3 separate regions of the Mus musculus genome follow, and all the other regions are linked to region 1. The links are chromatin loops, found by intact Hi-C in ENCODE. Cell type or tissue: heart. All regions are shown on one strand. Region 1 overlaps Gm39338 (a long non-coding RNA gene). Region 2 has its middle 120 kb from the start of Arhgap20. Region 3 holds the start of Gm25562 (a small nucleolar RNA gene).

Region 1 (8,000 bases):
AAGTTCAAGCCTACTAATTCTGTAGATTACTCTCCAGCTACTTTACAAAGACCTCAAATGAGAGACACATATCTTCAACGTTTCTGTAGTGTACACTATTAGTGCAGAAGTATTGCCTTAAAATTAATTCAAGAAATGCCAATGATTTGACTACTTGAGAATATATCTGTAAATACACCATATTTACTGTAACTAGCAAATTCTATGAAAGCAATCAAGCACAAATTCAGGTTAGATCACAAAGTTTGGACCATCAAGCTTCCAGCTAAATCCTCCCCTGACACCAGCAAAGCTAGCGTGGCAGCCCTAGAATGGTCCAGAGCAGAGGCCAACCTGCAGATCCATGGGATAACATCACCGGAGTGTGTGATGGCGAACAGCCTGCCATGGCTTCCCAGAGGGAATTATCATGATCTTGAGCAGTTCTAAACAGTTCTACCTTGGCCAGGGTTCCTGTGGTACTCCTTTCTCACCAATACCATTCCAAAATTCCAGAGACTTCCCAGGACTGTGAACAGCAGGCTTTGCATAGACAATGGATGGAGTGCTAGGTGTGAAAGACCATCCTCCACCTCCACCTGTAATCCTCCACACGGCCGGGGCTCATCTCCTCACTCCCAGTGTTCCACTGTTGCTCCACTCCTTGTATGTCATGAAGAAGAAAGGAATCCTATTCCTCAGCTAAGAAAGCTAACAGCCACTTAACAGCAAGAAGCAGACACCCTATACCCAGAAGACGCTCCAACATATAACAAGGACACATGCTCCACTGTGCTCATAGCAGCCTTATTTATAATAGCCAGAAGCTGGAAACAACCTAGATGTTCCTCAACAGAGGGATGGATACAGAAAATGTGGTATATTTACGCAATGGAATACTACTCAGCTATTAAAAACTACTTCCACTTTCCCTTGAGGGGAACTTGATCTGGTATTGGGTGAAGGAAAAGGCCTGAAGCCCTGAGAGCCAGCAGAAAGAATGGAAACAGGCAACCTCAGGAAATAGGAGGTTACAGGGAAGGGGGGGACCCTCCAGAATGCACCAGAGACCTGGGAGGTAAGAGACTACCAGGAATCACAGGGAGGGAACTTAGATGAAATGCCCAACAGTAGGGAGAGGGAACTTATAGAGCCCACCTCCAGCAGGAAGACAGGGCATCAAGTGAGGGATGGGGTTGCCATCCCATAGTCACACCTCTGACCCATAATTGTTCCTGTCTGAAAGAATTACAGGGATGGAAATGGAGAGGAGCCTGAGGAAAAGAAGGTCCAGTGACAGGCCCAAAGTGGGATCCAGCTCAAGGGGCAGTCCCAAGGTCTGATACTATTACTGAGGCTACAGAGCGCTCACAAAAAGGGGCCTATTATGACTGCCCTCTGAAAGACCCAACAAGCAGCTGAAAGAGTCAGATACAGATATTTGCACCCAACCAATGGTCAGAAGCAGCTGACCCCTGTGGTTGAATTGAAGCTGAGAGAGAAGGTGACTCAGCAGTCTCAATTAATCTGGACTCCTGAGATCTCTCAAACACTGGACCACCAACCAGGCAGTATACACCAGCTGATATGAGGCCCCCAACACACATAAAGTAGAGGACTGCTGGGTCTGTGTTCATTCAGAGATGATGCACCACCCCAGGGAGTTTAGAGGTCAGGTGAAGGGGCGGGGGCTAGGGGGTATCCACATGGAGACAAGGGGTGAGGAGGAAGTGTGGGATGTGGAGCAATGGAAGGGTGGATGGGGGAATGGAATATGGAGTGTAAAAAATAAAGTAATTTTTTAAAAAGAAAAGAAAAACAACTTCATTTCGCAGACAACTGGATGGAACTTGAAAATATCCTGAGTGAGGTAACTCAGTCAGAAAAGATGCCCCTCAACAGAGGAATGGATACAGAAAATGTGGTACATTTACACAATGGAGTACTACTCAGCTATTAAAAAAATGAATTTATGAAATTCCTAGGCAAATGGATGGACCTGGAGGGTATCATCCTGAGTGAGGTAACCCAATCACAAAGGAACTCACACAATATGTACTCACTAATAAGTGGATATTAGCCCAGAAACTTAGGATACCCAAGATATAAGATACAACTTGCCAAACGCATGAAATTCAAGAAGAACGAAGACCAAAGTGTGGACACTTTACCCTTTCTTAGAAATGGGAACAAAACACCCATGGAAGGAGTTACAGAGACAAAATTTGGAGCTGTGACGAAAGGATGGACCATCTAGTGATTGCCATATGCAGGGATCCATCCCATAATCAGCTTCCAAATGCTGACACCATTGCATACACTAGCAAGATTTTGCTGAAAGGACCCAGATATAGCTCTCTCTTGTGAGACTATGCCGGGGCCTAGCAAACACAGAAGTGGATGATCACAGTCAGCTATTGGATGGGTCATACGGCCCCCAAAGGAGGAGCTAGAGAAATTACCCAAGGAGCTAATAGGAACTGCAACCCTATAGGTGGAACAACAATATGAACTAACCAGTACCCCGGAGCTCTTGTCTCTAGCTGCATATGTATCAAAAGATGGCCTAGTTGGCCATCACTGCAAAGAGAGGCCCATTGGACTTGCAAACTTTATATGCCCCAGTACAGGGAAACGCCAGGGCCAAAAAGGGGGAGTGGGTGGGTAGGGGAGTGGGGGGGTGGGTATGGGGGACCTTTGGGATAGCATTGAAAATGTAAACGAGGAAAATACCTAATAATAAAAAAAAAGAACACATATGGTATGTACTCACTGAAGTGGATATTAGCCCAAAAGTTTGGAATACCCAAGATTCAATTCACAGGCCATATGGAGCCTAAGAAGAAGGAGGACCAAAATGTGGATGCTTCAGTACTTTTTAGAAGGGTGAACAAAATACAGGAGGAAATATGAAGACAAAGTGTGGAGCATAGACTGAAGGAAAGGCCACATTGGATGCTGGGAAGTTCTTGCTGATGGAAGCCTGATACAGCTGTCTCCTGAGAGGCTCTGCCAGAGCCTGACAAATACAGAGGCAGATGCTCCAATCCAACCACTGGACTGAGGGTGGGGTCCCTGATGGAGGACTTGGAGAAGGGACCTAAGGAGCTAAGGCAGGTTGCAGCCCCATGGAGGGAGCAACAGTGTCAATAGGCCAGACCCCCAGAGCTCCCAGGGACTAAACCACCAACCAAAGAATACACATGAAGAGACTATGGCACTGGCCATATACGTGGCAGAGGATGGACATAGTGGGAGGAGAGATCCTTGGGCCTGAGGGTGTTGGATGTCCCAGTGTAGGCAAATGCCAAGGTGGTAGGATGGAAGTGGGTGGGTGCAGGAGCACCCTCATAGAGGCCAGGGAGGGGGGAGGGGGTTTCTGAAGGGAAGACCTGGAAAGGGGAAAACATTTGAAATGTAAATAAAGAAAATATCTAATCAAAAAACAAAAAACAAACAACAACAACAACAAAAAAAAACAAAAGCAAAGAAACCCTCCTCTCACCCATGGGGGAGGGGCGCATTCAGAATTCCTGTGACAAGAGGGAGGACACTGTTCCCCTTCATTCTCCAGCCACTACTTTGCTCCAACAATCAGTCAGCAGGCCACTAAATGAAGGACAACCTGCGGTCCTTAAAGTACAAATCTGTAAGTGGAAGAGAGTTGTTCTAAGGAAAGTAGAGGTTAGCCCCAGTGTGGTTCCCAAGGTTTTCCTGGGGTGATATGAATGCCATTTAGGATGGGATACAGAATAGATGACTCCTGTATTCAGCACTCTGCCTCTCTGCTCACTTGTATATCTCCCCACACTAACTCCAGGAGCAGATGAATTTGTCATATACAGAAGAAAGCAGCCCTCCTTATAGATGGCTGTCAACGCAGATGTATTTCTCAGCAGTATCTCACCCCGTACAAAACCTACAAGCGCAGCACCTGGCCAGAGGAAACACGACACGAATATTTTCAAACGAAGTAATTTCAAGAGTTGTATTTCTAGCAAAGCAAGATTCGTGCGTGTGTGCTTGTGTGCAAAAGGAAAAACCTGCCAGTTAGATGTGCAATGGTTACAAGAGAAAGAAGCGCAAGGGTCGGGGGGAACCTGGAGCAGCCAGCCTTAGGTGTTATCTTGAGGAGCTTCTGCCTCCCAAAGGTCAGCTAGACCTTCAAACCCAAAGAACAGGCTGCCATCCCCATACTAGATTGTCCCTCAAATGCAGGGCTGTCCCTGACCACAAGGTGCATCATATCAGAGCTCTTTCTTGGAGAAAAAGCTAGATACTATCTTGTGAGTGTCCCCATGATAAGCCAGAGCCTCTTGGGGGCTGGAGTTTGCTTGGTTCCATCTAGTCTGTAACTTGGAGCACGCTAATAAATGATAGCCATGTTTTCGCAGTTCAACAGCCCCATCTGGTCACCAATCTTCTCCCTTCTTCCCTCCTACAGGAGAGAAAGAGGGCGGGGTACTTTGCAGTGAATGGTGGGAAATGGCCTCCTTTCCCGCAGCCACTCACGAAGGACCATTCAGGTTGGTTTGTCCAGAATTTAAAGGAAGAAAAAAGTCCACACCCTCCGTGACTGTGTCTCTGTAGTTACCAGAAAGGTCTGATTAGCCCAGCTGCCATACAAGTCCTCCAGTGAGCTCCATATAGAGTTGAGGCGTCACCTCGTGGCTAAAGCTGGAAGTACATCCAGGAGTAACTCAGACCTACCCCAAGCTCATGGCTTGCTTTCTGCATTCCCTGTAGCTAATAGCTACAAATCATTAGATGCTGCATTTTTTTAAATGCCAACCTGTTCAAGGACTGTAATTTTGCCCAATGTGTCTGTCCCAAAGCAAGGAATAGATAGAATGTACGTGATCAAAACCCCACACCTTAGTAACTTATTCTTGACGTGGTGCTCTGCCAAATACCTCTTCAAGCTTAGAATCATCCTGAATATCTGTAGACCCTAGTTAGCACCTACAGGCAAGTAAGTCCATGCAGAGACTGATAACGCAGTGGGTAGGGGACAAACCAGAAAAAAAAATGCATTCTTGGCAGAGCACAGATTTCTGTGGGGCTTGTTCAGAATATGTTAGGGAAGGGTCCTCTTCCTATGGCTTCAAGTGCTGGCAAATATTAACTCTTGCCCCTTGACACAATTTAAGGAACACCCTGAGGGGGCCTGGCCTAGCAGGACTGAGACAACAACCTCTGGGGCCGGAGCTCTAAGCACCCTCTCTGGGAAGGTTGGAAGAGCAGGTCAATGGATATTATCAGGGCCTCTCCAGAATGGTGATCTGGATCCGGCCTGTGAATAGTGAGCTTTATTAAAGAGCAGCTGGGAGAGATGGCCTGAGGGAACTCAGTACAGGTACTCAACACAGTTTCTAAAGCTCTAAGCAATGTTCCTGCCTTCGTGTCAGCTGCACATGAGGCGGTTAAATGGCAAAGCCAGTCTTGGGTGGCTTAGCGTAGATTTGTACTAGTTTCCAAGCCCAGAAAACCAAACAGCTGATTGGGTTGCTCCATAGATCTCCATGAATGAGCTTTCGGGTGTTTCCATCCTTCCCTGGGCCCAGCTTTCAGACAAAGGCAGAGAAAGGCACACTTAACTCTTCCCCTTCAGTCCAATCTGGGGAGGAGACGTGACAGTTTTCTCTCTCTCCTTCCTCTTCATATCCATCCTGATTGCAGACCCGCTGGTCCTCTTCATTGTTTCTTTTTCTCGCCTTTGCATTTATCTTTCAAGGTCGCTCTTGCCTTGACTAGAACAAGGCCTCCTAACAAGTTTTCTTTTCTTTTTTCTTTTTCTTTCTTTCTTTCTTTTTTTTTTTTTTTGTTTTTTTTTTTTTTTTTTTTGTTTTGTTTTGTTTTTCGAGACAGGGTTTCTCTGTGTAGCCCTGGCTGTCCTGGAACTCACTCTGTAGACCAGGCTGGCCTCGAACTCAAAAATCCGCCTGCCTCTGCCTCCCAAGTGCTGGGATTAAAGGCGTACACCACCACTACCTGGCTTAACAACTTTTCTAAGCTGAACTGAAAGCCTAGTTTCACCAGGAGCCATATAGTCTTACTGGTCAGTCATGATAGGACTCTCTTAGTTATAGGTCAGATCTCTGCCACAGTTAACAGTCTCTGTCTCTGTCTCTGTCTCTGTCTCTCTCTCTCTCTTCCTCTCTCTCTCTCTCTCTCATTGCTGTTCAGAAGGGTAGTAAGCTGTTTTTATTTTTCTGAGCAGAGTCCTTTAGAGAACTTTTTCCTTCATTTTCATTAAAAGAAATTTTCTCACATTAAACATTTGAATGCCTCCTGCATTCCACAGGCAACGTGTACACTCATCCTTAGAACTGGAGATCTAGTGAGAAGTCCAAGGGAGTAGATGGATACAGTTCCACCAAGAAAATTAGGAACAGTAGAAAGATCTGTAAAGATTAAATGTGAGGGATCAGTCTCGATCCAGGACAAGAGAGGGCACTTGCTATATGAGACCTAATTGAAAGGACAGACTCTTGGGAGGGACAAGATGAGGCTGTCAGCAGTGGGAAGTGCTGTGAGCTGAGTCTGGAGCTTGGAGATGCAGGTGGTTGTAGGGAGCAAATGGGAGGGACAATACAGGCCACCAGGCAAAGTCTGGCATCGCTGTGCTACCAGGGGGGGACTTGGATTCAAGGTTGATACCTAGCCTTCATTTAGGGACCTCAGGAGTCACTTGGGGAGTTAACATCAGGAATTGTAGGATGAGTAAGGTGGACTGAATAGAAATGTTGATGGTGGAAAATGAAGGAATTCACAAGCCAGGAAAGAGAAAGCTGGAGTTTGATGAGGGATGCCGCTTAGGCTTTAGTTAACTCCAGATGTCGTCAAGTTGACAGCCGTGGCAGTGATTAGAAAATGAAAGAAGAGGTTCTAGAGGAAGGGCGGAGGAGAGAAAAGGAAGGCAGTCTAAAAGGAGAAGTAAGAAAGAGAGAAGAAGAAATGGAGAAAGGAGGGAAAGAAAGGTATTGCTTCTGAACATTTTGGTTGGTTGTGAACTTGGCATAACCTAGAATCAATCACCTAGAAAGAGTGTCTCAGTGCAGGGTTGTCTAGGTCAACTTGGCCAGTCATCTATGAAGAGTTCCCTTGAATGCTTTCCCTGGTGTGAGAAGACCCAGCCTAAAAGCAGGCAGTACCCTTCCTGATTTGGGGCCCTGAAATGCGTATGAGTAGAGAAAGCTAGCTGGGAACAGAATGAGCACACATCCGTCCCTCTGTTCTCGACTATGGATGTGATATGACTGACTGCTTCAAGTCCTCGCTGCCTTGACTTCCCCACAATGATGACTGTAACATGGAACGTCAACTAAAACAAAACCAGGACACTGACCATTTAGGAGAGGAGAGATTATGATGTTTATCAAAACCACACATTTTTAAATAATAAGCACTTCGATGAAGTTTAAGTACCTAGAGACAAGAGCAGCCTCCAAGTGACGCTGCCCACACTGCATTCTGGTCCCTCAGTCAGGACTCTGCTCTCCACTAAGCAGTCAGCCCGTAATGATGTGGATCTTGCTGTTTTCTTGCACACACTCAGTGTAGTAACTTTTACATCACCATGACCAAATATCTGACTGAAACACTTAAGGGAGGAAGAGTTTGTTGCAGTCCGTGGTCTGAGGTGTGGGGATGATAAATCAGGGCATCTATCATGGTGGTAAGGAAGAAGACGAAGAGGGACAGAAAGGAATAAGGTCAAGATGTCCCCATGGATCTACCCTGCAGTGACTTATATCCTTTAGCAAGACCCAAACTTTTCAGAACTTCCCAAAATAGGACCAGCAATGTCACCCCAGCTTTCACACTTAAGAGCCATTTTACAGGCAAGCCCGGCAAGCACTGGGTGACCTACAGAAATTACTCTGTTTTTCTTATTAGAGAAATGAGTTGGAGACATCAACATTTGGGCTAATAAATCTTACGAAGATTTTCTTATTTCATGAACTCTAAGCTACACGAGTTCATGTCTCCACATTCCCGAGATAGAGGTTTTCTAACTA
Region 2 (8,000 bases), 310 kb before region 1:
GACATGAAGCAGCTGGTCACCCTGCATGTTTGGTGTCTGCAGTCAAGAAAGAGACAGCAGACAGGAAGTAAATCCACACGAAGGCCTCAGGATCCACCTACAATTGTTTCATAAAGGCCCCACAACCTAAAGGTTCCATAACCTTCCAAAGAAGAATTATCCACTAAGGACCAAGTGTTCAAACCCATGAGACTACAGAGATATCTCATATACAAGCAAAATGGGGGAAATGAAAAATAATTATAGTAATTTTTTAAGAGTAAAGAGATGCTAGAATGAACATTTTAAATCAGGTCATACAATGTAAACAGCAATTAGAGGAGGTTGCCCATGTGCTGAGATCTGAGAGACAAATAAATAGTTTCATAGGGTACAGGGAGATGGGAGATAGTGCAGTGGTTCTCAACCTGTGGGTCATGACCCCTTTGAGGTTGAACAACCTTTCACAGGGGGTCACATATCAGATAACTTGCATATCAGATATGTACATTATGATTCATAACAGTAGATCTCCCTACCTCCCTCCCCTTCTCTCTATCATCTATTATCTATCTATCTATCTATCTATCTATCTATCTATCTATCTATCTAATGTGCGTGCGTGTGTGTTTGTGTGTGTGCTCACGTGCATGTGCGTGTGTGATTTTAAGAATATTGGAGAATACCAAATGAGTAGAGTAGAACCCAGTTCCCAGCTTACATTCGTTTTTGTCCTTAGCAGCACTCACATTCTTGTGAGCCAGGAGCTATGACATGTCCTCTGGAAAGAGAGATCACTAGACTGTAGTCCAGTTCTGAATTAGGGCCAGATATCATATAAGTACTAAGTGGACATTTATTAGAGAGATAAATTAGCAAGGTCAGATAACTTTTATTAATAAATCATGTTATCCTGAAGAGCGTGACTTCTTTCCTGACTACTCAGTGCTGTGTAGAGATATCCATTGTGAATTGTCTGAGAGAGTCACCTTTATATGACAAGGCAATGACAGCCTACATTCAGTGATTTTTACGTGATCCCTTAGGGATGAAGGGAAGCAATCTTGGTGGTGAAGCGCTCAGAAATGATCCCAGAAATAATGGCTAGGAACAGTAGGGATGTTGATTCTGGCTAAGATAGGACTCAGGGGAACTTACTAACCACTGTCAGGCCATAAAGCGCCATCATATAGAAGACAGAGCATGCTTATTTTATCTTGCTCCAGGGGAAGAAGTAGGAATTAAAAGTGTCCATGTCCAATACAAAACATAATTTTCTAGCAGCTATCCACTAATATAATAAGTTTTCTTTTGACACATTGAACCCATTGTCCCCAGAGATAACCAGAGAGAAATGAGCTAATAACTTGTTAGGGACACTGTAGAGGTGACTCCTGGATTTTGTAATGATAAGAACACCTACCACTAATTTAACACTCAATGGTGTGCCAGGCTCTCTGCTCAGGGCTTCAGCAGGGTTACATTTTTTTTTTTAATTTTCATAACAGCCCTCTGTAGAGAGAATGGTTTATTTTTAGATGAGAAACTCTTGGCTTAGAGAAGTTAAGGCAGTTTTATTAGGACATGCAATTAGGGACCAGAGGAAGCAAGGCTGGGCCCCAGTTCTCTCTGACTCTCAACCCTTTGTCCTTTACCTTAGTGAGTGCTGGTGGACTTAGGAAATTCTCTGAATGTGGACACTTTCACTAGCGTTCTTTATGGTTTTGCCAGAGTATCTTATTCTGCTCTATCACTAAAGATAAGGAACAGAACTTCAAATGAATTGCATCTGCAACTCAAGGGTTGCGAGTCTCAAGACTGGAGACAACGGAACCCTTTTCTTTCCCTCTCTATTGCTAAGTGGAGAGAGCTTTGAGGTGGATCACCTTTTTACCTTTGGGCTTTGCTTGATCCTCTCTACATTTTACTTCTACAAGCCAGATCCTCATACTGACATGCACTGGCTCTGTTTGAGGCTGCTGGAGTTGAGACTATATCCTGTAGGAGTCTCTGAGGAAATGAGTGGCCAAGAGCAGGATTTGGGCCCTCTTGAGTCCCTAGTTCAAAGTCATCCTGACCTTACCCCAACAGTGAACACACACTTGACTCTTTTATTATTAAGTGTCTTCCAATTCTAGGACTTTGCATTCTAATGTTCTTTTAATATAGATTATTTCATTTAAGAATCCGGAATGGGGGAGTTTTCCTTGATGTGTTTGCATCTCTGTAATCTTTGGAGAGGGAGTTTGGTTGGTTCTGAGTGTTCTTGTTTGCTTTCTTCCATGACTCCACGGAAGAGAATGTGATATTGTTTATGATCTCCACACAGCCAAGAAGTCCTCACACTGTGCTTAGGTGTCTGATGGAGCAGCAACCTGAAAAACCTTCCTAAAAGCACACATGGTTGATGGCTTGGTGAAATTGTCAGGATCTTTTGTCTTCTGTTTCCCTCAACATCAAGACAGTGATGAAGAACACACAGCAGAGGTATGCTGTAGTCAGTGGTACAAGGAAGGATAATCACTTTAGTCAATGAAAACTAAAAATCCTACCTGTTTTCCCACCTGGGCCAGAGTATAAACACAAAATGTTAATGTTCAATGAATAACAATGTTCTACGTTATTCCTTTCACTTACTATACAAGCTTATAAAGACTAGTACCAGCGCTTACTAGTCATCCACTGAGACAAGGAAGGGATAAGAGGATTCACCTGTTCAGGCCACAAAACTAGCAGTAAACAGTTGAATTGGTGGGTTTCAACACTAGGACTCATGATCATGACCTCATGCTTTCCTTCTTGTATAGCAAGAGATTGAAGGAAACATCATCAATGACTTCCTGAAGTGAGATGTGGGCCCAGCCTCACCTGGTTTCTGTGTAGAAACATTGAATCTTTGGGGTTAAATAAAATTGTGTTGGATTTAGTTCATACCTACATCAATAGACACTGTTTCCAATGTTGACAAGAACAACACACCACTCAAGAACGATGGTTCTGTGGTATGTTGCCTTGAACCTGACTATCGTAATAATTTATCCTCACCCTCCCTCCCTAGCTTTCTCTCTTCCTTCTCTCCTCTCCACCCCCATAAAACGTTCCCACTGCCTTATAGTTATCAAAGACAATGATAGCCTCTTCACTCATAAAGCACATTAAAAGCTTTTTTAGATTTTTTTCTGTGTTATCAAGGGTTGGGGAAGCAGAAGATAAAAAATATTCTGACTGGCCAGGGATTTGTTCAGTACTTATGAGATTTGTAACAGTTTTTAGGACATTCAGAAAACATGATTCTGTTTTCCCCAGCAACAGTCAGATTTAAATTGGCAAGTGCATCTCTTCCTGCCTTCTATCCCTTGGATACTTTAGAAGGCATGCTAAGTCAGCAAAAATGAAGTTAATTTTCTTTTTATTCTCACAGGGGTTTTCTCCTAGGGGTAAGGTGGGATCACACATTACCCATAATATTCCCACTGGAATATCTGTCTGAGCATGTTTCTTAACCTGTTCCTTTTACTGAGAAGCATGGAGTAGCAAAGTTTCCAGTTTGAAGCATGGGTCTAAGTTTCTTTCTATAGCCCTCACCGAAGCACACTAATAACTTAAAAGAGTCAACTAGCATGCCAGATGAACTGGAAAATTAACATGTGAGATGAAGACAGACTGTACCTACTCTGTCAGCCTACATTTATGGAGTGAGGCAAGCCGTGCCAAGGCCTTCTTCCTATATAAGGAAATAGCTCTGTAGTGGATTGGCACTCCTGTGGAGGACACAAGTCCTGGACTCAGAATACCGTGGGAGAACACCAGGAGGTTTGTGCGGGCACTCCTTCCACTCATTCCTCTAGCACTTTAGGGAAGATATGGAAGAGCAGAGGGAGCCTCACCACAGACTTGTCTGACAAGTGTAATAAACATGACATACCTTCCACTCAACAGTGGTTACACAGTACTTCCAATCCTGGAAGGGTTTACTGCCTTGCTTAGGACAGTACAGAGATGGAAAATATTTCTGCTCTTTAATCTGACCTGAAAGTATGGCTTTTGAGGGTCTTTATTGTTGTAGTTCCTCATTCTCTGAAATCCTAACAACCACTCACGGTGTCTGCCTGCCTGTCTGTCAGTTTTGGCCAGTTGTCATTATTGTCTTGAAAATCCTACAAACCAGGTACAAATCAGCCATAGGCTGGGAATTTGCAAAATGAACTGCATTTTACAGCTACAAATATTTTCCCTGGTTTAGAGCCTTAGGATCTAAGTATAGCAAAGAATTTATGTTGTCTCTCTTAAATCCAGCTGGGTGCATTTTCCCAGTGGGCTACTGATGCCTCTACTACTGTTTGTATTTCCAAACATCATCTCATCTTTCTCAGTTACCACTATAGTCAAAGCTCTGCCAGCCAGACTGTTACCTCCCTCATCTGATTGCTGCTGTGCAGAACCCAGTCTACAGCTCCAGGGAAAGCTGTAAAGCATGTCACAGCCTAGGGCTGGACCTGACGTGGTGAGTGACTCTGGGAACTTCAGGGATTGAGGGATGAAAACAGAACTTAGAGCCATGTGGCCTGGGGAATAATATTCCTATTAATAAAGCTAATGACAGATATGACAGAAAAAAAGAATTATTCAATGAAATGGAGACCTACAATGCATTCAGTTGGGACTGTTGCCAAAATGAGGTGGTAGAATGGTATTTCTAAGATTCAGAAAAGGAAGAGAAATGCAGACTTGAGGTTGATGTTATGGATCCATGCTGAGTCTGAGAGGGGATGGAGACTGCAGATGGAGTCCAGAGAAGCCTGGCAGCAGGACTGCCATGGAGGAGCAAAGGACCGGGGAAGCAGAGGGTGTATTAGAGTTGTATCAGGTCACTGAAGAAAGGGGAAGGAGTGTCCAATTATAAATGTGGACAGTTCATTAAGTGTGATTTCTAAAGAATAAGGAAGGTACTACAAGAACCACATAGAAGAACAATGGGAGAACAAATGGTATTGTGACTTAGATATCTTTTTGTGCACCTGTTATAGTTCACATACAGTGAACTTGAAGGGAAAGACAGTGTCCCAAGCTCACAGAACTGTCAATAAGGCTCCGTTGGATGGTCCTCAGCCTTGGGGCACAGCCATGAAAGATGCATTGGCCATAGAGGTACAGCTATACCTCATGTTCAGGATGGCAAGCGAATACCTTGATGAATCAACATAAATCCCAACGTAGTCAAAGTTTCATAGAACATTTGGAGTGGATAAACACATCGTAAACATCCCAGGAGTGACTGCTGTGGGTGTGTCCTGTCTCTAAGACATACAGAGACAACATCACCTCCTGAATGAAACCATGGATTTGATGTGCAGTAGGAACTTTGAGAAGCAGACAAGAGCATTTCCACTAGGTGAATCTCTGCTTCTGTTTTTAGTTCATTGGAAATTAGGAGCTAAAGGCTTTCCCTTTCACAAGCTGAAGCTGCTATTAATTTGGATTGGACTCTCACTAACCAATCACACACTGGCGTGCAGACCTCCCCCAACAGTTATCCATTCCCCAGCAGTTACCCCGCCCCCAATAGCTACCTCTCTTCTCATGTTAGCCCAGGCACTTTAGGCATCATGACTTTTCTTGCCTAGACTAGTTAAATATGATTTGGAATATTTATTAAAATAATCTGTAAAGCACCCATTTTTTACTGTCCTTAGGACTTTGTGAATCATATCCAGAGGGGTCCAACATATGCAAACAAACCTGATAGAGACATATTTCAGATAAAATAATTTGAAATATGCTAAGCAAACTTCCGGCTTCCATTCTTACAGTGTGATGGTTAATCTTGGCCATGGACACAAACTTCTGGGCTCATCTGTGAAAACTCTAGATTAAAGTAACTTGGGTAGGAAAACCTACTCTTTTTTTTAAAGGTGTATTTATTTATTTTTATATATGTGAGTACACTGTCGATGTCTTCAGACACACCCGAAGAGGGCATCAGATCCCACTGCAGATGGTTGTGAGCCACCATGTGGTTGCTGAAAATTGAACTCAGGATCTCTGAAAGAGCAGTCAGTGCTCTTAACCACTAAGCCATCCCTCCAGCCAAGGAAGACCTACTCTTATGTGGGTAGTATCATCCTATGGGCTGAGTTCCCAGACTGGAAATGGCAACAATAACAAACCAACAAAACCTAAGGAAAAGGAGCCAGCAGAAGCAGGCATCTCTGCCTCTAGATAGAGAAAAATTTGAGTACTTGGATCAGGCCAGGATTAATATTTCTTTGGCTTTCTTTTATTTCTATTAGTATTTTGTGTGTGTGTGTGTGTGTGTGTGTGTGTGTGTGCTCAAGGTTGATATCAGATGTCTTCATCAATTCAGACGATCTCCACTTTAATTTGACACACAGTCTTCTACTAAAACTCATTGACTTGGCTAGATGGTCCCACCAGCAAGCCCCAAGGATCTCCTTAGCCAGTACTGAGATTACAGGCAGGAGCCACACCCAGTTAATTATGTGAGTTCTGGGGATCCAAACTCAGATTCCTATGCTTGTTTGGCAAGCACTTTACTGGCTGAGCTGTCGCCCTAGCACCCAAGTCTTCCTTTATAACTGTACAACTCTTTATCTCATCAGCCCATCGACTAAGTATAACCCATCTTTACAAAGGCTCCATTACATATTTATTCAAAGACAACTGCTATAATCTTATGTGTTCTCCTGGGTAAATGACCTTTGCAACTCTTCTTAATATTAACTGTGACATGTTTTTCAGAGCCACTCTCAACACTAACACATGGGCTACCTTCTTGTAGTGACATTCTGTATAGATATAGTTGTTTAACAATGTATATTATAATTTCCAAGTCACACCCCTCCACCTTTCCACCTTGTTTACAGTTGGTATGTAATACTTTTACAAATGCTTTAGTGAAATCAAGAAACACTGCCTTTATGTCATCTCCAAGTTACTGGAGTATTTTCCTTTTATAACTGATTAGTTTTTAATTAAAATTCTTTATATAATGTATGGCATATTTTTCAGTAATCAAAAAGACCAGCTTTGTGGAGTTCACCCATGATAATTGATGCTGAACACCTGAAACAGTTCTTTTTGCAGAGGCTTGTAAGCCATGTATTTTAAATTTTATTCTAGAATTAAAAAGAAATTGGTATTCAATATTGAGCCACAGTTTCTGGAACTTACCCTCTCTTTTAAATTCAGAAACAAAATATTTCATGCTCCACTGCTGTGCCTTCCCACTAATGTCAGTGAACTGATAACACACAGGAGCCAAGATTCCCCGGTCTTCTTCCAGACCTGCCTTTAGCTCACTGTGTGATCCTGAGTAAGTTGTGTGACTACTTCATAGGAGAAATTTGAAGTATGGCTTTTAAGAGACTTTCCTATTTAAGTGTAGGGTCTTTTCTCCTTTTTCCTAGTTATTTTTTATGTGATGTTGCAGATTAAGCTCTGGGATGAAATGTTCTCCCCTTGAGCTGATTTAGTTCCATCCTGCAATGGACAAGTCATGACACTTTCATAAAGTAAGTAAGGATATTATCTAGTGGCCCTGGAACTTAAGCCTGGTTCTGTCTTGTGTTTAGCCATTTGACCTTGTCCAAACCACTTAGCTTCTGTAAACCACTGGCTTCCTATTTGTACAATGGAGACATCACCTACTCCCATTTCTGTTGAAATAACTGGGTGGCCTAATTTTAAAAGAGCCATTCTCTTTTCCTTCAACATCTCTCGACTATTTAGAGTCTATAGGAAGATTTGGAAGCTTCTGGATATGTTGTGATTGTCAGTCAAAGCAGAAATGTCAGAGGCCAACCATCTCAGCAACCTAACAGGTTTCCTCTGGATTAAACCTAGCCAGGAAAAATCAGCTTCTTGGCCTGGTATCCCCTCTGCAAGGTCAGATATCCAAAAAGCAATGCACTTATTCTCCAAGGCAACGGCAGATACTTGGTACCAACAGAAGTAAGAGGGGCAAATGGTTTAAAATAGAAAGCAAGCTCAATTTGGCCGGT
Region 3 (8,000 bases), 950 kb before region 1:
CAGATACCCCTCAACAGAGGAATGGATACAGAAAATGTGGTACATTTACACAATGGAGTACTACTCAGCTATTAAAAAGAATGAATTTATGAAATTCCTAGGCAAATGGATGGACCTGGAGGGCATCATCCTGAGTGAGGTAACCCAATCACAAAAGAACTCACATGATATGTACTCATTGATAAGTGGATATTAGCCCAGAAACTTAGAATACCCAAGATATAGGATATAATTTGCAAAACACATGAAACTCAAGAAGAATGAAGACCAAAACATGGACACTTTGCCCCTTCTTAGAATTGGGAACAAAGCACCCATGGAAGGAGTTACAGAGACAAAGTTTGGAGCTGAGACAAAAGGATGGACCATCTAGAGACTGCCATACCCGGGATCCATCCCATAATCAGCTTCCAAACGCTGACACCATTGCATACACTAGCAAGATTTTGCTGAAAGGACCCTGATATAGCTGTCTCTTGTGAGACTATGCCCAGGCCTAGCAAACACAGAAGTGGATGCTCACAGTCAGCTATTGGATGGACCACAGGGCCCCCAATGGAGGAGTTAGAGAAAGAACCCAAGGAGCTAAAGGGATCTGCAATCCTATAGGTGGAACAACATTATGAACTAACCAGTACCCCCTGAAGATCGTGTCTCTAGCTGCATATGAATCAGAAAATGGCCTAGTCGGCCATCAGTGGAAAGAGAGGCCCATTAGTCGTGCAAACTTTATATGCCTCAGTACAGGGGAACGACAGGGCCAAGAAGTGGGAGTGGGGGGGGGAGCGTGCGGGGGGGGGGGGGACTTTTGGGATAGCATTGGAAATGGAAATGGAAATAAAATAAATACCCAATTTAAAAAAATTAACTAAAAAAAAAAGAACCCTGCTGCTTCCAGATCCAGATTGTGCCCTCCCCTACCCCTCCCCACTTCCCTCCCCTACCCCTCCCCACTTCCCTCCCCTACCCCTCCCCACTTCCCTCCCCAACTCCCATGGCAACACAAGCCAGGATCCCACCATGGTCTCAGAGGACAGTTCCGTGTCCTAGTCACCTGGTGGAGGACTGGTGTTTGCCTCAAGCTCAATTCTTTCAGGGAATGTTAGGCTCCTAATTGTTCAGATGTTCACAGGTCAGAGCACATAGCATAGATGTAGCCTTTCTCCTCTCTGCCACCTACTGACCCACACGTGACCCAGAAGCCATTACCTGCAACGACCCTGGGAGCAGGAAATAATAGTTTTTAATTAATAAAGCTGGTAGCCTGGTAATGCTGTAGAGGAGGTGGGAAGGGGAGAGGAAGGGTGCAGAAGTTCTTCATCAACTTTGAGAAAACAAACAAGGTAGCGTTTGTGTTCCTGGGTTCAGAAGAGAGAACAGAGAGAAGAGGAAATGGCACGCACTGAGTGTCTACCATGTTCCATGCACTTGTTAAGTTATTCAATGTTTTTAAGTGACGTAGAGCTATTCTTAACCTCTACCTGGTGAAGGATTGCCTTAGAAAGATGGGCAAGAGAGAAAACAAGAGGAAAATGGCTCTCCAACCCCAGCATGGGCAGAAGTCTTGCTATCAACTAAGCCACCACAGTCCTTACAGCTTTCAATTTTTTCTAAAGAGCCTGGCACCAATGTTCACTTTAAACAAGAGCCAACAATTGTTTAATTAGGAAGCTAGAGGGATAGCTCAGCAGCATTCCCTGGTCTTTCAGAGGACCAGGGTTTGACTCAAAGCACCCACATGGTGGCTCAGAACTATCCAGAGCTTCATTTCCATGGGATCTGAGTCTCTCTTCTGGTCCCTGATGGCACCAGGCACATATGTGGTGCACATTCGTATGTGTAGGCAAACACTTGTACACATAAAGTTTGTAGAAATTATTTAATCAGGCAATTATATAATGTCCTTTTGAAACATTAAGAACATGGTGGCATGTATGTTTAATCCCAGCACTTGAGAGGCAGAAGTAGGTGGATCTCAGTGAGTTCAAGACTGGCCTGTTCTACATCGTGAGTTCCAGAACAGCCAGAACTATGTAGAGAAACCCTGTTTCTAAAATATATATTTAGAGAAAATATATAGACTTTTATATATCGCAGAGATATACACATAATATATGTATCACAGACTATATATTTTCTAAGGCATACAATTCTTTTCTTCTCGACATATAATTCTTTAAAAGTGAATCTGTGTTGGTAATGTTAAAGCCAAAATCTTTTAGTAAATTTTGCAAACTATGAATATGAGGAAGCACAAACGACTTCCTTAGCCAGTCCACCTCCTGCTAGGGCTTTCTCCCCCTGCCTGGTGGTAAATTACATAAGTTATGAGGGAAGAAAGACTACAGGGGAGCAAGTTTGTATACATTAACATGATGATAATGTTTACTTCTGCACAGGGGGCTTTTTGGCATTTAATAATTTTTATTTCACTTACCTGTTTTTCACAATAGTTATGTATTGCTTGGGTAAATGAGAAAGATAAACATAAGAAATAAATAGAGAGCTAATGTTAAAGAAAAATGTCATTCAACCTTCTTTGCCCATAGCCTAGTGTCTGAAGAAAAAAAGAACTGCAAAATTTTGATTAAACAGGACACAAAACACACACATACACACACACACACACACACACACACACACACACACACCAGAACACAAAAAAGAAAAAACACAAAAGAATAGGTTCAAATCAGTAATTTGGCTAATGAGCCCATGCCAGTCTACTCTCAGCATAGCTCCTTTACTCTGGACCACATGGCTTTCGCATGTGTCATCCTGGGTGAGACTGTCTTATCCCCCATAGTCTCCAGTGTTTCTCCGGGTCCCAGTCAACATGTTGCCTCCTCAGCTTTGCCTGACCAGCCCACGCCTCATGAAGAGTGAGAGCAGTCACACCGCTGTGTGCCCTTCTTGTCCTTAGCCTTACTGCCCTGACTCAGCCCCTGCATTGCTGCCTTCACTGGGAAATCTGTCATGACTTGCCCACACACACACACACACACACCTATGTGTTTAAGGGTTCTTTGCATTATCTTTTCTTCCTTTCTCAGTATGACACAAGATCTATGAAGGAAAGAAGATATCCACCCTCACAGTTGTGTCTCTATCTGTCACGTGGTTAACACTCAGCACATATGTAAATGAATAGCCCAGCACAGGACACAGAGTAGTCACCCCATTTCTTGGGTTAGGCAATGACAGGGGTGACTTGTCGTAAGCACACAGCCAGAGCGCAACTTCAGTCCTTTCATTTCAATCTGAGATTTGAGTGGGACTGCCTTCCAGTTAGGCAACATTAACACTCTGGATAATCCCTGTGCCTCTACGTCTTCATCTGTAAAGTGAGGGTAGGAAAGAGGAGAAGATATCAAGATTGCTAAGAGGATCGGATGTGTTACGATGTAAAAGGGCTTAGCACAGGTCTTGCTTTAGAGTGAACATTAGATGCCCCCCCCCCCAAACACGTATGTCTTAAAGGTTCGATCCTCAGAGTGGAACTATGGGGAAATAGTAGACGTTTTAAGAGAGGTCTGGCTGGAGGCTTTAGGTAATTGAGGGTGTGTTCTCAAGGGGACTACGGCATGCTTGTCTCTCTGTCGCTCAGTTGTAATGTAGTTAGAGATCACCACAGAGCTGCTACCATGTGCAGCGCCTCATCCACACAGCACAGCTGAGGTTCATCTCTTCAGAGACTAACTCCAAGACTAGGGGCCCAAATCAGCTTCTCTAAGTTTAGTGTCTCAAATCAAGCTTCACTGTGCAGGTAACCCCTGGGCAACTCTACTGAACTCAGCACATCAGCTAAGGTCATCCCACAATCTGGGCTTGTTTGTTTTTTGGTTTTTGTTTTGTTGTTGTTGTTGTTGTTGTTGTTGTTGTTGTTTTGGTTAGACTTGGTTTGTTACAGTGGTTCCTTCTCTTTTCTTTTCATACCGTTTCTTTTCAAAACCATAGGTGTTTCATGCATTCTTTATAGTATAGAATTCTAAAAATATTTTTGGAAAAGACTGTTTTTAAGTCACCTTAAAGCAATTTGAATTGTAAACTGCGGTTTACCTCCGCCCCTACCTACAGGCTAGGGAAACTCCTTTTTATCTCACCTTCTCCACACACTGCTCCACAGTCTCTAAGGAACATCTTTACCTGACAGAGAGAATTGCAGAAAGTCAGAGCTGTAGTTCCCTGAAGAGATGGTAATCTGCATAACTTTTCCAGCAAAGGAGAAATAGCAAAAGAACAACCTAAAGATAAGGACAAATGTTTGGTGTGAGGGAGCCGTTGTGAAATGGGACGCTGAGGGCTGGTGGACAGAATGTTACTGGCTCTTCCTGACCCAGAACAATCCAGAAATGAGTAGCCTGACTCTGTTGAGCAAACTTCCCTAAACAACTTTCACTTCTCCTCAGAGCTGGAAATGTAACGGCTTCAACTCCACATTAGGAGATCCAGAGAGTCTGATGCAGTTCTAGTGGGAAATATCTCATCCCGCAGAAAAGACGCAGGTTGCTAGGAGATGGCACATCTTGATGGAAGCTCAGCTCGAGACTGTTCTTAATGAGTCTATGATGCATTGAGCTCAGAAGAACCAGGGAGCTTTACAGTACAGAAGATCAAGAGAATGGAAAAGGAGATGGGGACAGCCAAAGTAAAGAAACAGACGTTCCACCACAAGGTATCTGAATGGCTCTTTACCCAGGTCCCTTCGAAGAGCCGTGGAAGTGGACCTGTTCCTTCGGTTCTGAAGACACCTTATGAACACTTATGAATGTTGTTACCAAGTTTACCTGAAAACTTTACTGAAACCCTGTTTCTTTCTAACTTTCTTCATTCTAACTTTTCTTCATTCGGCAAGGCAAACTCTGACCACTAGATGGCACTGCTCCACAGATTTGTAATGAAATGGCTTCAGGCTCCCACACTTGTATTTATGACTACAAAAGTGTGGTTTTGCACCTTTTCTCTTAGAAGCATTGATCGATCGTCAGCCCAATAATCTTGCCTTCGTAGCCTGCTTTGTGTACTCTACTGGCTTTGAAGCTGTGAAGTTGGAAAGAGTTCTGTGCGCGGAAATGTGTCTCTCCGAGATACATTTACAACAGTCGCGCCTACCAGGCTGCAGAGATTACCTCTAGCAGTGGGGACCTGAATCCTCCCTCGTAGTTCCTGCAAACAGGTCAGAAGTACGGCCCTCTTCTTTCCTCCAAGGGGAAGGGGTGAGGGGATGCATTTCCAAAATATTCATTGGATGTTAGTTTACAGAAACACGGAAGCCCAGTACCTTAAATTTTGTACTGGCTAAGATTTGTATCTCAATAATGTGTCAAGCTGGACAAAACGTGTCATATTGGCACCCACAATAAATAAAGAAAAGAAAAAAATAAGAAAAATTTTTGGAAAATAAAATGAAAAATTTCTGTTTCTGTGAGCACTTAGGTATTTCAAGAAAACGTGATTTCTTTAGTTATCTAAAGCTCCCTGAACAAATAAAAGTACAAAACCAAATCAGAGGAAAGGGGAGAAAGCGAGCTATCTACAGGTCATGAGACAGGAGGGACAGGAGGAGTACTACACTCCGCTGCAAGTTTTAAGGTAACAAATCCTTGCGGGGCAGTGGTGGTGCACGCCTTTAAGCCCAGCACTTGGGAGGCAGAGGCAGGTGGATTTCTGAGTTCGAGGTCAGCCTGGTCTACAAAGTGAGTTCCAGGACAGCCAGGGATATACAGAGATATATTTATTTAAAATATATATATATATATTTGTGTGTATTGTAGATTCAAATCCAGCTGTAAGAAATGATGCTGAGGTCCCTTGTATTCTGCCTACCGGATTCTCTAATACTCGTACCCGGCAAAAAAAAATCCTTAATAAATATCAAATAAATATTTCCATGTTCAGTGTTGGTTATTCGGGTCACTTAAGAGGCAAGGAAGGCTTTCCCTGCTGTGAACTCCCTTTGTAAACTTTATAAACTTTGCAAACTTTGTAAAGCTTCAAGGCAGGAAATGGGGGAGAAGGCTGAGGAAATCCAGCAGCCAAGCCCCTCCCCCAGACCTCCCTGTCAATAACTGTCACAAAGATCCCACCCCCACCAGAACCCCTAAATAAGGGCTGTGCTTTGTCTAATTCCCTGCGCTATCTGTTCCCTCCCAGGAGCATAACCAGCCACTCCTGGATTTGTCCCTCCTCTCCCTGAACTCTCCAATCAATCTCTTTTTATGAGATTGGCTGCCTGGTGTGACTATCTTATCAGAAGAAGCCAAGAAGCAATGAAAGGAAGAAGGGAAGGAGCAGGGCTGAGGCTCCTGAGCTCCTGAGCTCAGTTAGGGATGCCCTCCCCTGGGAGCCTGCACCGTCTCTGCTGAGGCAGCTTCCTCCCAGAGCTGGCTGGTTCCTGGGCTCCCATGTCTCAGGATGCCTTTCCACTGGGACACTGTTCCACCTCGGAGCTGTAAGGTTCCTGGGCTTCAGAGTCCCAAGACACCCTCACATCCGATCAGAAAGGCCAACATTTAGAATTCTTATTCATTCAGGAAATTAAACGTCTTCTCTACGCCAAAAATTGGTATGATCTCAGGTGCTAAACGGGGGGTTGTTGCTGCCTTTTAAAAACGTTTTCTACTTAAGCTTTTTATTTGTGTGTATTGTAGATTCAAATCCAGCTGTAAGAAATGATGCTGGGGTCCCTTGTATTCTGCCTACCGGATTCTCTAATACTCGTACCCGGCAAAACCAGGGTACGCCAGCGCAACCAGGGTATTGGAACGGTACAGGTGTGTCTGTGCCAAGAGCTGCTGTTGACGGATTCTGTTACCATCTTTCTCTTGAAAACGTCACAATCCCAACCCCCCAAACATACACACACACACACACACACACACACACACACACACACACACACACCTCATTCCTAAAGCATAGTTTTGCTGAACAAAGAGTTCTGGGTTAAGAGTTCTCCCTTCTAGGACATGAAAATTGTACCACCTCTGACTGCATCGTGTCGGGAAGGGTTGTCAGCTTGGAATTAGTTTTTCCTTGTGAGTGGGAGGTGGAGTCGACCTTTCGCTGATGTCACGTGTCCTTTCGCTTTCTTTCAGCAGTTGACTGTGAAGTGTCTTGTTGGAGATTTCTTTGCATTTACCTGTTCAGGATCTTCCCAGCTCCTTGAACCTGTACAGCTTACCTTTTTAACCAAATAAAGCCTCCAGCTGTTACTTCTGTTACTTTCCATTCATGCCTAGTCTCTATTCCTCCATAATTTCAACAATATAAAGTTAAATACTTAAATATCCCACAGGCCCCTGATGCATTGTGTATTTTCTCATTCTGTATTGGCTCTATTACTTAGGATGGGTAATTTCAATCTTGTAGCTCTCTGCATCTTCCTCTGTATGTATCCACTACATATGGATTTATTTATGCCAGATACTCTAGTTTTAGCTCCAAAATATCTATTCTGTTTTATTTTATATTTTACACTTCCTGGGTATATCTAGTGTTGTATCTTTGCTTCAAGTGTGTGGGAGTGGGTGTGGGTGTGTGGGTGTGTGTGTTTAAGATTTATTTTATGTTTAGGAGTGCTCTATCTGTATGTACACCCATATGCCAAAGAGGGCATCAGATCCCATTACAGATGGTTGTGAGTCACCGCATGGTTGCTGGCAATTGAACTCAGGACCTCTGGAAGAACAGCCAGTGCTTAACCTCTGAGCCATCTCTCCAGCCCTCAAGTGTGTTTCTAACTACTCATAAATCATTGTGATTTTCACAAGCTTTTAAATCCTGACCAGATAGGAACCCCAACATATCTGTAGTCTTAGGCCTGGTGTCTGTTGAGGACTTTTTTCTATTCAGTTCATTTTCTTATCTCTACTCATGGTTAGCTATTTTCCTGGCTGAATACGAATTCTAAATGTTGGCCTTGCTGCTTAGATGGGACTTAGATTGTGAGGCTTGTGTTGAGATTCTAATTTTTTTTTCTTCCGTTTTTCCAAGGCAGG

What was found. Hi-C counts contacts between places; a loop is a spot of excess contacts. Peaks named below come from ENCODE experiments on the same cell type or tissue, not always from the same donor. Only the 100,000 strongest peaks of a DNase experiment are listed, where the experiment ranks them.
Region 2: it touches region 1 in a loop (2.2-fold over the local background); 3 of 42 quality-filtered maps call a loop at or near these places.
Region 3: it touches region 1 in a loop (4-fold over the local background); 2 of 42 quality-filtered maps call a loop at or near these places.

What each region holds. Positions count from the first base shown.
Region 1 is chr9:51,332,120-51,340,119 of GRCm38, reverse strand. All of the region lies in intron 1 of Gm39338 (a long non-coding RNA gene), which reads right to left. Among named protein-coding and RNA genes, the nearest start is that of 1810046K07Rik, 7.2 kb to the right of the region's middle. In heart, a CTCF peak has its summit at 4,644; a DNase peak (open chromatin) is centred at 4,639; H3K4me3 peaks cover 213 bases.
Region 2 is chr9:51,637,624-51,645,623 of GRCm38, reverse strand. No RefSeq gene overlaps it. Among named protein-coding and RNA genes, the nearest start is that of Arhgap20, 120 kb to the left of the region's middle. In heart, no CTCF peak of the experiment used is centred here; DNase peaks (open chromatin) are centred at 3,753 and 7,913.
Region 3 is chr9:52,284,430-52,292,429 of GRCm38, reverse strand. It overlaps Gm25562 (a small nucleolar RNA gene), which reads right to left and starts at 1,231; the gene lies at 1,099-1,231. In heart, a CTCF peak has its summit at 4,868 (motif pointing right); no DNase peak of the experiment used is centred here; H3K4me3 peaks cover 486 bases; H3K27ac peaks cover 647 bases.